2 separate regions of the Homo sapiens genome follow, and region 1 is linked to region 2. A link is a contact called in ENCODE Hi-C or POLR2A ChIA-PET data. All regions are on one chromosome and are shown on one strand. Each heading gives the region's core, a stretch centred on a gene start or an enhancer-like site at or near the end of the contact. The rest is flanking DNA. Distances are from core to core; before and after follow the strand shown. Region 1 has its middle 78 kb from the start of FBN1-DT. Region 2 has its middle 28 kb from the start of DUT-AS1.

Evidence for each region. A loop is a pair of places that touch in the nucleus more often than their neighbours do. ChIA-PET counts read pairs that join two places held with the same protein, here RNA polymerase II (POLR2A). Pooled maps may share reads with other maps.
Region 1: a map of endothelial cell of umbilical vein shows a loop between it and region 2 (2.8-fold over the local background). The contact joins two enhancer-like sites. A Hi-C loop is called at or near these places in 2 of 168 maps with a recorded cell type or tissue (PC-3 and endothelial cell of umbilical vein), 2 of 37 single-sample maps with no recorded cell type and 5 of 50 pooled maps. POLR2A ChIA-PET finds 5 or more read pairs at or near these places in 1 of 52 experiments (GM10248).

The regions. Positions count from the first base shown.
Region 1 is chr15:48,721,219-48,726,545 of GRCh38, forward strand. It overlaps the pseudogene LOC645405. Among named protein-coding and RNA genes, the nearest start is that of FBN1-DT, 78 kb to the left of the region's middle. Within about 2 kb of position 2,198, at least 3 of the 41 ENCODE cell types and tissues checked have a DNase peak (open chromatin) inside an H3K27ac peak, as active enhancers do.
Region 2 is chr15:48,356,884-48,362,355 of GRCh38, forward strand. No RefSeq gene overlaps it. Among named protein-coding and RNA genes, the nearest start is that of DUT-AS1, 28 kb to the left of the region's middle. Within about 2 kb of position 2,113, at least 3 of the 41 ENCODE cell types and tissues checked have a DNase peak (open chromatin) inside an H3K27ac peak, as active enhancers do.

The sequences.
Region 1 (5,327 bases), core at 948-3,447, 360 kb after region 2:
TATCTATGGTCTCTAGAATCGTGGCAGCAAAGGGAAATCAGAGCAGATCAACTTAGTTTAATTTTGAAAAACCCACGGAGAAGGTTTGTGTGATTACAAAGCAATAGATTGAAATGACAGTGAGTTTTGCCAGCTGGAACCATTGAGGAAAGGGTTCTTGGTGGTAAAGCAACTACGTGTCTTGAGAAAACAACTAGTATGTGTTGCAGGCTCAATGGAATTTGCTTAATAAGTTGCACATTTGTCATTGTAGGTCAGTTCTTTGGGTGCCAGAAGACATAACTTCTCTATTATATAATCAGATATTTGTCTTTGCTGGAAAATGAGTACTGAAGAACGTCAATCCTCTGTTGTTTCCAAAAGCCTCTCTCTGGCCAGCTGGGTGTTCTGAACACTGAGCATCCATCACAGGGCACATTATGAAAGCTGAGCCTGGCACTGGGCTTTGGCCCCTCTGCCACTTACCTTTGCACCCTCTCTGCAAGACAACTGACCCAACTCCTCTAAACAGGCTGAGGGCTCAGGAAGTGGGAGGAGAGCAGATGTTTGGCCTTGATCTTAGGCAGAGATGGGAGGCTACAGGATTCCAAATTTTTCAACTAGCAGGTTTCTATCTGGCCACAAATTTTGTCAGCTACAGCAACATGTTAATTACTCTGAAGGACTAAAGCCAAAACATGTTTATTTTTTGAGGTCTTTTTTTAATCTTCTAGTGTCCATACCAATACTCATACCTGTATATATTTTGCTCTAAAATATTTGAAGACTTCTTCCAAGAAGAACAAAACTTTTCATTTCTCCTAAGGAGACCTCTTTCTTTATTCTTTGGTATTTTGACTTTGAGCAAGTACAGATTTTCTTCCTTCTGGTGTTCAAGTGTTTTTTCTTCAGAGCAGGCAAATACATGTAAATAATCTGATTTGTTCCAGGGAAGAGAACTTTGAAAGTAAACTTCCTACAGTATATTCAGGAAGTGACTTGAGGAAGATAATTTGCTTTCAATAGGTGAGATCTTTTTTCTCTCTCCAGATGGGAATATTGCTTAGTTTTTGGAGGAATGGGCCAAATATATTTTTATCTGAAGGGAAGAAAAGAATGTGCCTTTCTTAAAACTTGGTTTTAGGTTTTTCTCAACCTCCCAGCATTCTGGGAACACAAATTTGTGTTGTCCTATATTGACCTAGATTGATATATCCATGTGCAATTTTTATTGAGTACTAAACAACATAGAAGAAATGACAGTGTTTAGTGGGGGAGATTTCACACCAGATTTAGGGGCTTGAAGAAACTAAAAGCACCACCTTATCATTGTCACTCAGAGCTAACATTGATTATTGAGTCCATACTATTTTCCAGTTAGTGTAAGTTCCTTTGCAAAAATTCTCATTTGAACTGATAATCGAAATGAGAGACTGAGGCAAAAGTCTCAGTCGATGGAGGTTTATTACACCAGTTTTAGGGCGCATCTGGGAAAACATGAGCCACAGGCACATCTGTGGCTGTTTTCCTGAAGAGGTTTTTAGGAGCTTTAGAATTTATATATTTCTTTAAAGGGAGATAGGCATGCAGGAAGGGGGGAAGGTAAGGCGAATGGTTATATTCTCTTGAGACTTTAGTTAGTGCCCAGTAAATCTACATTTTACAGAGATAAGATGAATGTTTGAAGAGAAAAAAAGGAGAAAAGAATGAATCAATTATGCAGTTGTCTCTGATAGGTGAAGGAGATGACTGATGTTGTCTTGTCCTTGCTCTGCATCTGGAAGATAAGCTTGTAAGCAACATAATCAGTGTGGAATCAAACGGCTTTAGTTTTAGGAGCTAGATTTAAGACGGTAGACCTAAAGTAACAATTGACATGTCCTTGTTTATAGGAGGCCAGCAAAGAGTTTACTTATGAATGATGTGTGAGGCCAGTCCTTCCCAGATGCCTGAGGCCTTTTATGTTTCTGTGAATAACATTAATAACAGCTATTCATTTGGAAGACAGTGTTGCAAGATGGTTGCTGCAAATCCAGGTGTTACAACCAGACACAGTAACATCTAAAAAATGGCTCTAACCACTGATCTAGAAGTTGCACATTTGTCATTTAAAGTCAGCTCTTTCCAGTGTGGAAGAAAATACTTTTTAGAAAGAAACATTTTCTACAAGCCCTGCAGCCTCTCCCTTATATGGCATTGTCCAGAACTGAGTCATATGCCCATCCCTAAACAAGTCACGGTAACAGGAATTGAGGCCACTGGGATTACTCAGGCCAAACAGGAGTCAGCAACAGAGTTGAAACTGAGTCATGAGGGGAAGTGACAGCTATGCCCCCCTTGGTCTGCCAACAAGGAAGAAGTAGGTAATAACGTTGGGTAGATAACCAATAGTGTCCACTATATGTTCCCATTTTCCAGATGTGGAATCTAGGCTCACCAGTAGGTGACAGAATAAAGATATGCAACATATTTGATGTCAAAGTTTGATCCTAGTCACTACCTCTTCTAACCTGAGAAGTCTGCTTTGTACTAACTAGATCTGAACTATTCAGTACAGGTCTGATCCAATTTTAACAGGATATTTTTCAGAACAGTGCAGCAACTCCGAAATGTTTTTAGTATAAAGTCCTCTTATTAATGATAGCAACGGCATCTACATATGTTTGAAAACGATGCCATATTGATGCTGGAGATATATTGTCGTTTTCATTTGTAGATAATGCATGGCCAGCAAATGAGTTCATATTCACCTTGCAGTAACTCTATGGCTTCCTTGGACTCCTGTTCAGCCACATGAGACTCTTTGCATAAGTTCCTTCCCTTCTTTCTCATCTATAGAATGAGGATAATAAGACCTAGTTTGAAAAATTGTTGGAAGGATTAAGACAAAAGTGTAGGTATAGGGCTTAATATGATAACTGATCCATTGTCATGTTTAATGAATAATCTTGAAGACCTTTCAGAGTAGATTGCGACACTGGACTACATTTTTAAAAACTTTTCCAGGAAAACTAATTGGTAGCCAATGAAATCATTGACAGCTACAGGGTCACTGTGATAATACATGTATTGAGTTCACCCTGTGCTCTTACACAGATAGGATATTTCAACTTTTATTGAATAGGGTGAAATAGGGTGTTTCAATTTTTATTAACCGTTCCTAGGGAAACAGTTTGTGTAAGAGCACAGGGTCAAGAAAATATAAGAAGCAGAATTTCATCCAGTACATTCTATATACAACATGATTGATAAAATTATGAAATGAAATGAGGAAATATTTCAGACAAGGGCTATGCCTGAACCAAAACCAAAAATAAGTTTTAAAAGTTTTGTTGATTCTACTTAATTTACTCATCAGACAACATTTTTAAGAGCACAAGATTTAACATGTTCTCAAAGTTTCCAAATTATTGCTGACCTTTGTGGAAGAAGCCAATTCATTTATCTTACTTTCGAAAATAACAAAGTTTCTATTTAATGATGTTTTACTATTTTGATTTCTAATTAATTTCCTGGTCTGGTCCTTAAGGGGAAAAGTTGTTACAATTATATCAAGAGATTTAAAAATCGCATATTTACTACTAGAAAATTTCTAAATATCTTTTTTCTTTTAAGATGAACCATTACTCGTTGAATTTTAAAATTACAAAAGGTGGTTCTATAATATTACAGGCTTTCCTGTTGTGTTGGTAAATTTCTAGCTGCAGCATAATCTTCATATAATGTCATATTCTATAAATCCCTGCTAAAGAGCAAGATCTATTGCTCGTCTACATCCTGCTGAGAAAGCAAGTTAAACTGATTTCACATGTGGAGGAGCCTGCTGAACTCATTTTCCTGCTTGGAAGCATGGAGGGGAAGTGGAAGGAGCGGAAAAAGAAAAGGACTTTCCCCTTTAAAATAAATTCCAGCTCACCTGTAAGCCAAACCAAATAAAGACAGTATAGGGATTAAAGCCATGGCCTCTAGCGTCACAAGAAAAAAAAAATACATCTATATTTAAATGTAATGTTGGTTCCTTAGTTGTGAAAAAGTTACCATAGTGATGTAAGACATTAACAACAGAGGAGTCTGGGTGAGAGGTATAGAGACTCTGTATATCTTTGCAACTTTTTGGTAAACCTAAACCTATTCTCAAATGAAAAGTTTACTGCCAGATCAAATTGAAAAGCTTACCAAGCATCTTCCACCAAGAACAATTGGCTATCCACGGACTCTTGTTTATGGTACTGGAAAACATGGCACAAGCTTGCTTGAAAACTCTTTATCGAACAATGACAGGTTTAGACACCCCAGTGCTGATGGTAATTAAAGACAGTGATGGACAGGTTTTTGGTGCGTTAGCAGCTGAGCCATTTAAAGTGAGTGATGGCTTTTATGGTACTGGAGAGACCTTTGTTTTTACATTCTGTCCAGAGTTTGAGGTCTTTAAGTGGACAGGAGATAACATGTTTTTTATCAAAGGAGACATGGATTCACTAGCTTTCGGTGGTGGAGGAGGAGAATTTGCCCTTTGGCTTGATGGAGATCTCTACCATGCAAGAAGCCATTCTTGTAAAACGTTTGGGAATCGTACACTTTCTAAGAAGGAAGATTTCTTTATCCAAGATATTGAAATCTGGGCTTTTGAATAAATACAATGCTCTCTGTCTTAGCAGGAGAATGGCCCAAACCTGACATGGACAAGCATTGTTTGGAAAGTTCAAGAAGCAATACAGTGTAACATGTCACTTGTGCTTTAAAATTGGTCTGTCTCACCATTTATTACAGGTATAATTTTGGAGTTTATTTTTCAAATAATGTTCTTGTCCCAGAGTTCTTTAGGTTAACACTATGGACTGCGTCCATGTACTAGTATAACAGCTTGGGTTTGTTAGAATTTGGGCAACATTTTGATTATAATGACAACTTCATTTTCACATGTTACTCAGTTCCCTAATAGGATGGTGCTCTTTTGTTGAACCTGTATTTTTTTTTTTTAACTATATTGATTCGTTTACTAGAACCATCTAATTGGGGCATTGAGGAAATGAAGACTAGATACTTCTGTATCTGTGAAGTTGGCACAGGTAACATTTGGACATGTTCATCTTATTCTTAGGAAGGAAAAAATCACTTGCCAAAATAATACATACTTCATAGACAAAAAAAAAAAAAAAAAAGACTTGGGTATAACTTTTGGCTTTGCCTGCTGCAAGCTTGTGTTAACCATGAACAAATTACTTATCTTCTCTAAGCCTTGATTTTAGCCAACCATAAAGTGCTTATACAGAGCCTCACTCAAAAAGCTGTTGTGAGGATTAAAGGAGTTAGTGAAGTGCTTGGCACAATGCTCATCATCAAGTTAG
Region 2 (5,472 bases), core at 863-3,362:
ACGGTAGCTCCCCTCTTATTACCCAAACTTCAGTCAAATCCACTCCTTTAGTGTCAGTGGGACTTTAGAGGGGGACTAAAAGCAAAAGAGTTTGCATCTGGGCCAAAATGGGTGAAGAAAAAGTAGTGAGAAGCCTGATGCGCAGCCGAGATTAAGAATAAGCAGAGCTCCTGAGAATCCTTGAAAAGATTGGAGGTGAAGGGATGCTAGTTCTTCCATAGAAGTCAGATGGGAGTTTTATATAGTAGTGTGTGTGTCTGTGTGTGTGTGTGTGTGTGTGTGTGTGTGTGTGCTGTTATTAAAATGAAGAGTGACTCTGGAAGACTGGAAGACTTGGGGACAGCCAGACAGCTGGCCTTTGGGTTACAGTTGCATTTTCCAAGTTTCCTTTCCTTGCAAGGAAAGAAAATACTAAATTTAAACACCATCTTTCAATTTCTCAGTCAATAATTTCCTTTTCTGTCTCTTTCACAAATGCAGTTTCAAGACATCAATGCAAGGCATTTATTTTCTACGGCGCCTTTCAGAAACATGAAATCACTGAAGGAGCGTTGTTAAGCAATTCCAATCCCAATTAGGTTTGCAGCTGATGTCTACGTAGCCTTGTTTAAGTTACTATTCTTTAACAACTTGTGGTGTAACTAGCAAAAATTGTAAAAAGTGGACCTAGATTCTTGCAAAATTACCCTGTAGCGTTCTCAAGGTGGGGGAAAGAAAAATATGGACAACAATTGAACTAAATTTAATTTTATCAAGTTAATAATGCCTTTAAGATTATAGATAGGCCAGGCGCAGTGGCTCACGCCTATAATCCCAGCACTTTGGGAGGCCGAGGCAGGTGGATCACCTGAGATCAAGAGTTCAAGACCAGCCTGGCTAACATGGTGAAACCACATCTCTGCTAAAAATACAAAAAAATTAGCCAGGCATGGTGGCGGGCGCCTGTAATTCCAGCTACTTGGGAAGCTGAGGCAGGAGAATCACTTGAACCAGGGAGGCGGAGGTTGCAATAAGCTGAGATTGCGCTATTGCACTCCAGCCTGGGCAACAAGAGCAAAACTCCGTCTCAAAAAGCAAAACAAAACAAAAGATGATAGATAAACAGAGGAATTTGGGATTTGAAATGTCATCTTCTCTTAAGATGCATCTAGACAGTTGATAATTGCCCAAATAAGTTTAATATGGGATAGACTGCGAACTTTTTTTGCATGCAGATAGCATGAGTTATAGCTATTTCCTTATTTATATTCTAATAGAAAAAGAATTTTTCTTTGAGAAAAGAAAATGGCAACTTTACTATCTTTATCAGATGCGTTTCTGTCTTAAAAAAAGACCGAGGCTGTATGTGGGAAACAAAAATTATAACCAACATTAAGACAATATGTTGTTGAAAATACTGCTATCTAGAGGCCTTAGGAAATAGTATCTAGCAACCACTAGATGTCACTTGATGTTTGCTTTTTTGTAAAAGGTAGTTTTTTTGTTTTGTTTTTGTTTTTTCATAGTTTATCTGCAATTATAAGTCTACAATTCTCAATGGGTCCAAGCTGGCAGAAAACAAAATGCTGCAATATTTGAGTGAAAGCAGGCAAAAGTCATTAGATGAGAACAATGATTTTAACTTTAAATAAGATTTGGGTGGTTGCAGGGTTTGTATAATCTCTCCTGGCATTTGTAAGGACCAGAGAAGCCAGCAGCTTTGCCCTCCTGCTGTGTTTAAACAAAAATGGAAAATTGTAATGAACAGCTAGATTTTTCCTATCTTTCATTTTTTTCTTCCTCCTCCTTCCCCATTTTTAGGAGAATGTGACTTTTAAAATGATTGCCCTTTAATGAGGTTACTTGCAGCATTTTAAGATCAATCCTTCTTTGTTCAAATTTCTACCCACAAATCAAAACTGTTTTAATCTTCATTATCTCAGTAAAGCGCATGTGACAAAAGTAAATGGAGAAGACGTCTAGAAATGTTGTGAGGGTTCTCTGGGGTTATCCACTTCCTGTATTTGCTAAAACTCTAATAATCAGTTCCAGTAGAGACCATGTATCCTGGGGTTTTGTTTTGTGTAACAGCTATTTGTTTATTTTTTTTAACTGTCATTGTATTTTGGCTTCATGATGGTTAAATGAGTCTCCGTATTAAGTAAACCTCTCTGACCCTGCCTATTTCCTGTCTTGTCAAACCTTTCCTTGTAAGAATAACAGTGTTCTTTTATTTGGTAGTGTGCAGCATGATGTTTTTGGCATGGCCAACATTTTTGACTTGCAAAAATTTGTGACCTCAAGTGTGAGAGAAGTGAATGCTTTTTTCGGTACCTCATGGGGTCTCAATCTTAAAAAGTATCTTACGAAAGAATTATCAGCATGTTTATTTCCCAAACATCACAAATAAACAAATAGAAATAGCTTTTTTTAATAAGCTACTAAAAATATTAAACCAATGAATACTTGGTGAACATTTTGCTGCTACTAAACTTACATAATTTCTCAAACTGGCCTAGCTATATGAAGACACAGAGCTTTTATCATGTTCTGTCTAGTAATTCATATTTTTGAAAACATATTTTCAAACCAAAACACATTGTATGTGAGTGGAGTATGGCTATTCCAAGTCACAGAATGGAAGAAATATCTTTGTTGCCTCATCCTTATATACCTAGGTCTATTTAGTTCTGAAATGGATTCTATAAGATAAGAACCATCAAAATCAAAAGTCTCAATCAAATGCACCTCCTTTTTTTAAGGTAGCTAGCCATTTGCTAGCATTTTTCTCTTATCTTTTGGTTTATTTTTCAATAATGTGGACATTATGAGAATAAAATCATGGTAAACATCTCTTGCATTTAAAGATTGACAACTGCTAAATATTAATTTTGAAATATTGATAACTAATTAGAATCTGAAGAAAATAGATTGTGTTGATTTGAAGGTGTCATGAATAAATTCTTATAATCACATAGCAGTAGTTCTGAAAGTCTTGGCTAACAAAAATCTAAATATCTGCAGCAAATGGAATTTGATAAAAGTACCACCAACTAGTAGTTTTTTGTTTTTTATCATTGGCTAGAAATATAGTTCTAATAAAGAGCCTGTGATGTATAGGCAGTAACAAAGAAAAAGCTGAGGACTAAAAAGATACATTCATCATTCTAGTATGGAATATTTTTTCTCAAAATGTCTGAAACACAGAACTATAAGCTTAATTTAAGATTTTCAGCCTGAGCAACATGGTGAAAACCCATCTCTACCAAAAATTAGCTGGGCATGATGGTGCATGCCTGTAGCCTATAGTCCCAGCCATTCAGGAGGTTGAGGTGGGAGGATCAATTGAGCCTAGGAGTTCGAGGCTGCAGTGCACCGAGATCACACCATTGCACTCCAACTTGGGTGACAGAATGAGATCCTGTCTCAAAAAAAAATATTTTTTCTTAGACCTGTCATTCAAACTTCCTTTAATTATTCATTGTCATTAAGTATTTCTTTTTCAGAGCCAAATCCAAGGAGACTTAAATTGTATTATCAAGATTTATTTCATTTATACCACACACATATAACACATATACTTTCCTATACTATAGTTTTCAAAACACTATTGTGTTGTCTTCCTTTTTAGAAAAAAAATACAGTAATACTTGAAATTGTATTAGCATTTTAACTAGCCCAGCACCTATTTTTTTCCACATGTGGTTTCCACTGGTGGTTTTCATAGGCCTCTAGAAGTTGTAGGTGTAGCCCCTTGTAGGTACAGATTGCCTTGTTTAAATAAAGGAATCATTTTTTCTTTAATAGAACCTAATTTTTTAAAAGCACATTTAAGTTGTGCAGTTGTGATTTGAAATAATAACAAAAAGTGATTACACCTAAAAGTTCTAAACTGGTACAATATTATCATGCCATTAGCTGTGATGGAGCTGAAAGCTGATAGAACTTACACTTGTATCTCATGACTCTGTTTCCTTTGAAGTAAGCACTGGTGGCTGACCGAGTTTAATGTCCCAGCTTTTTGGATCTCTAAGAGGATTACAGTGTGATTTTATAACCTGCCACAAATTCCTCTCTATGCAACTTACTATGTGCTATGTATGTGTTTTTAAAAAAATCAACTGGAGCATGTGCCTGTAGTCCCACCTACTTGGGAGGCTGACTCAGGAGAATCATTTGAGCCCAGGAGGCGGGAGGTTGCAGTGGGCTGAGATCACACCACTGTACTCCAGCCTATGGGACAGGGAGAGATTCCATCTTAAAAAAAAAAAAAAGAAAAAAAAAAGCAAAACAAAAACAACAACAGCAAAAAACCAATTGGAATCAAAATGTGTTTTCAAATGAGTCACTTTATTTTTTATTTCTTAGAGTTTTCTGAAAAATTTTTTTTTTTTTTGAGACAGTCTCACTCTTTTGCCCAGGCTAGAGTGCAGTGGTGTGATCTCTGCTCACTGCAAGCTCAGCCTCCCGGGTTCAAGCGATTCTCCTGCCTCAGCCTCCTGAGTAGCTGGGACTACAGGCGCCTGCCACCATGCCTGGCAAATTTTTTTGTACTTTTAGTAGAGACGGAGTTTCACTGTATTAGCCAGGATGGTCTCGATCTCCTGACCTTGTGATCTGCCTGCCTTGGCCTCCCAAAGTGCTGGGATTACAGGCGTGAGCCACCGCACCTGGTCTTCTGAAATTTTAAAAATTGCTTCAGCATAGTGCTGAAATACTTTATGTATGTAATGTAGAAGTCAATACAACAATAAAAATATCAGTCCTCTCTCTACCCCTCTCCACTCTGAGTCTAAACACTTTCAACTGTTTGTGATTTACTTTCATGTTCCTAAATAATATGCAAGTGCAGTTATTTCATTTCGTTTCAAGTGTAGTCACTTTCTACTGGTTTTCTTCTGGGGCTGATGAGAATTTAGCTTTCTTACCATACCCCTCTGGCTGCATTCCTCCCATGCCCCCACTTTGTCCTTCCTCTCATCCTCCCAACATAATCGTCTAACAATATTCTGGCTAAATTTAAAGCTGAGTCATATAGTGTACTATGGTAACATGTTTATGTAACCTTTTGTGGGTTTCTTTTTTTCATTAGTAATAGCTTATTTTTTGTTGTTGCTTAGTTTTTTATGCTTATTAGGAATTTCTCCCTAAATTCTTTGGTAGAATTGTGATACTCCCTTGAATAGAGTTGGACTCTAAGATAATCTATCAGTTTCTTTTTCTTTTCATTTTTTTTCTTCTAGATGCTTCCCCACTTTAATTCCTTTGTCTCTAGCTCCTGTCACTCCTGACTACTCTGCAACTGCCATCCTGGAGCTCAGTCTTCATAGGAATCCCTTTCATCTGTGTCCTCCACGCAATTTCCTATTGCCTGTATCCCATGCTTTTCCAGTTTGGGTTTGTTCCTCACTTTGGTAAAGCACAATCTCCAGCAGCTGCTTTTTAAACATTTGAAAATTTTATTTTATTTATTTTTTTTTTTTTGAGATGGAG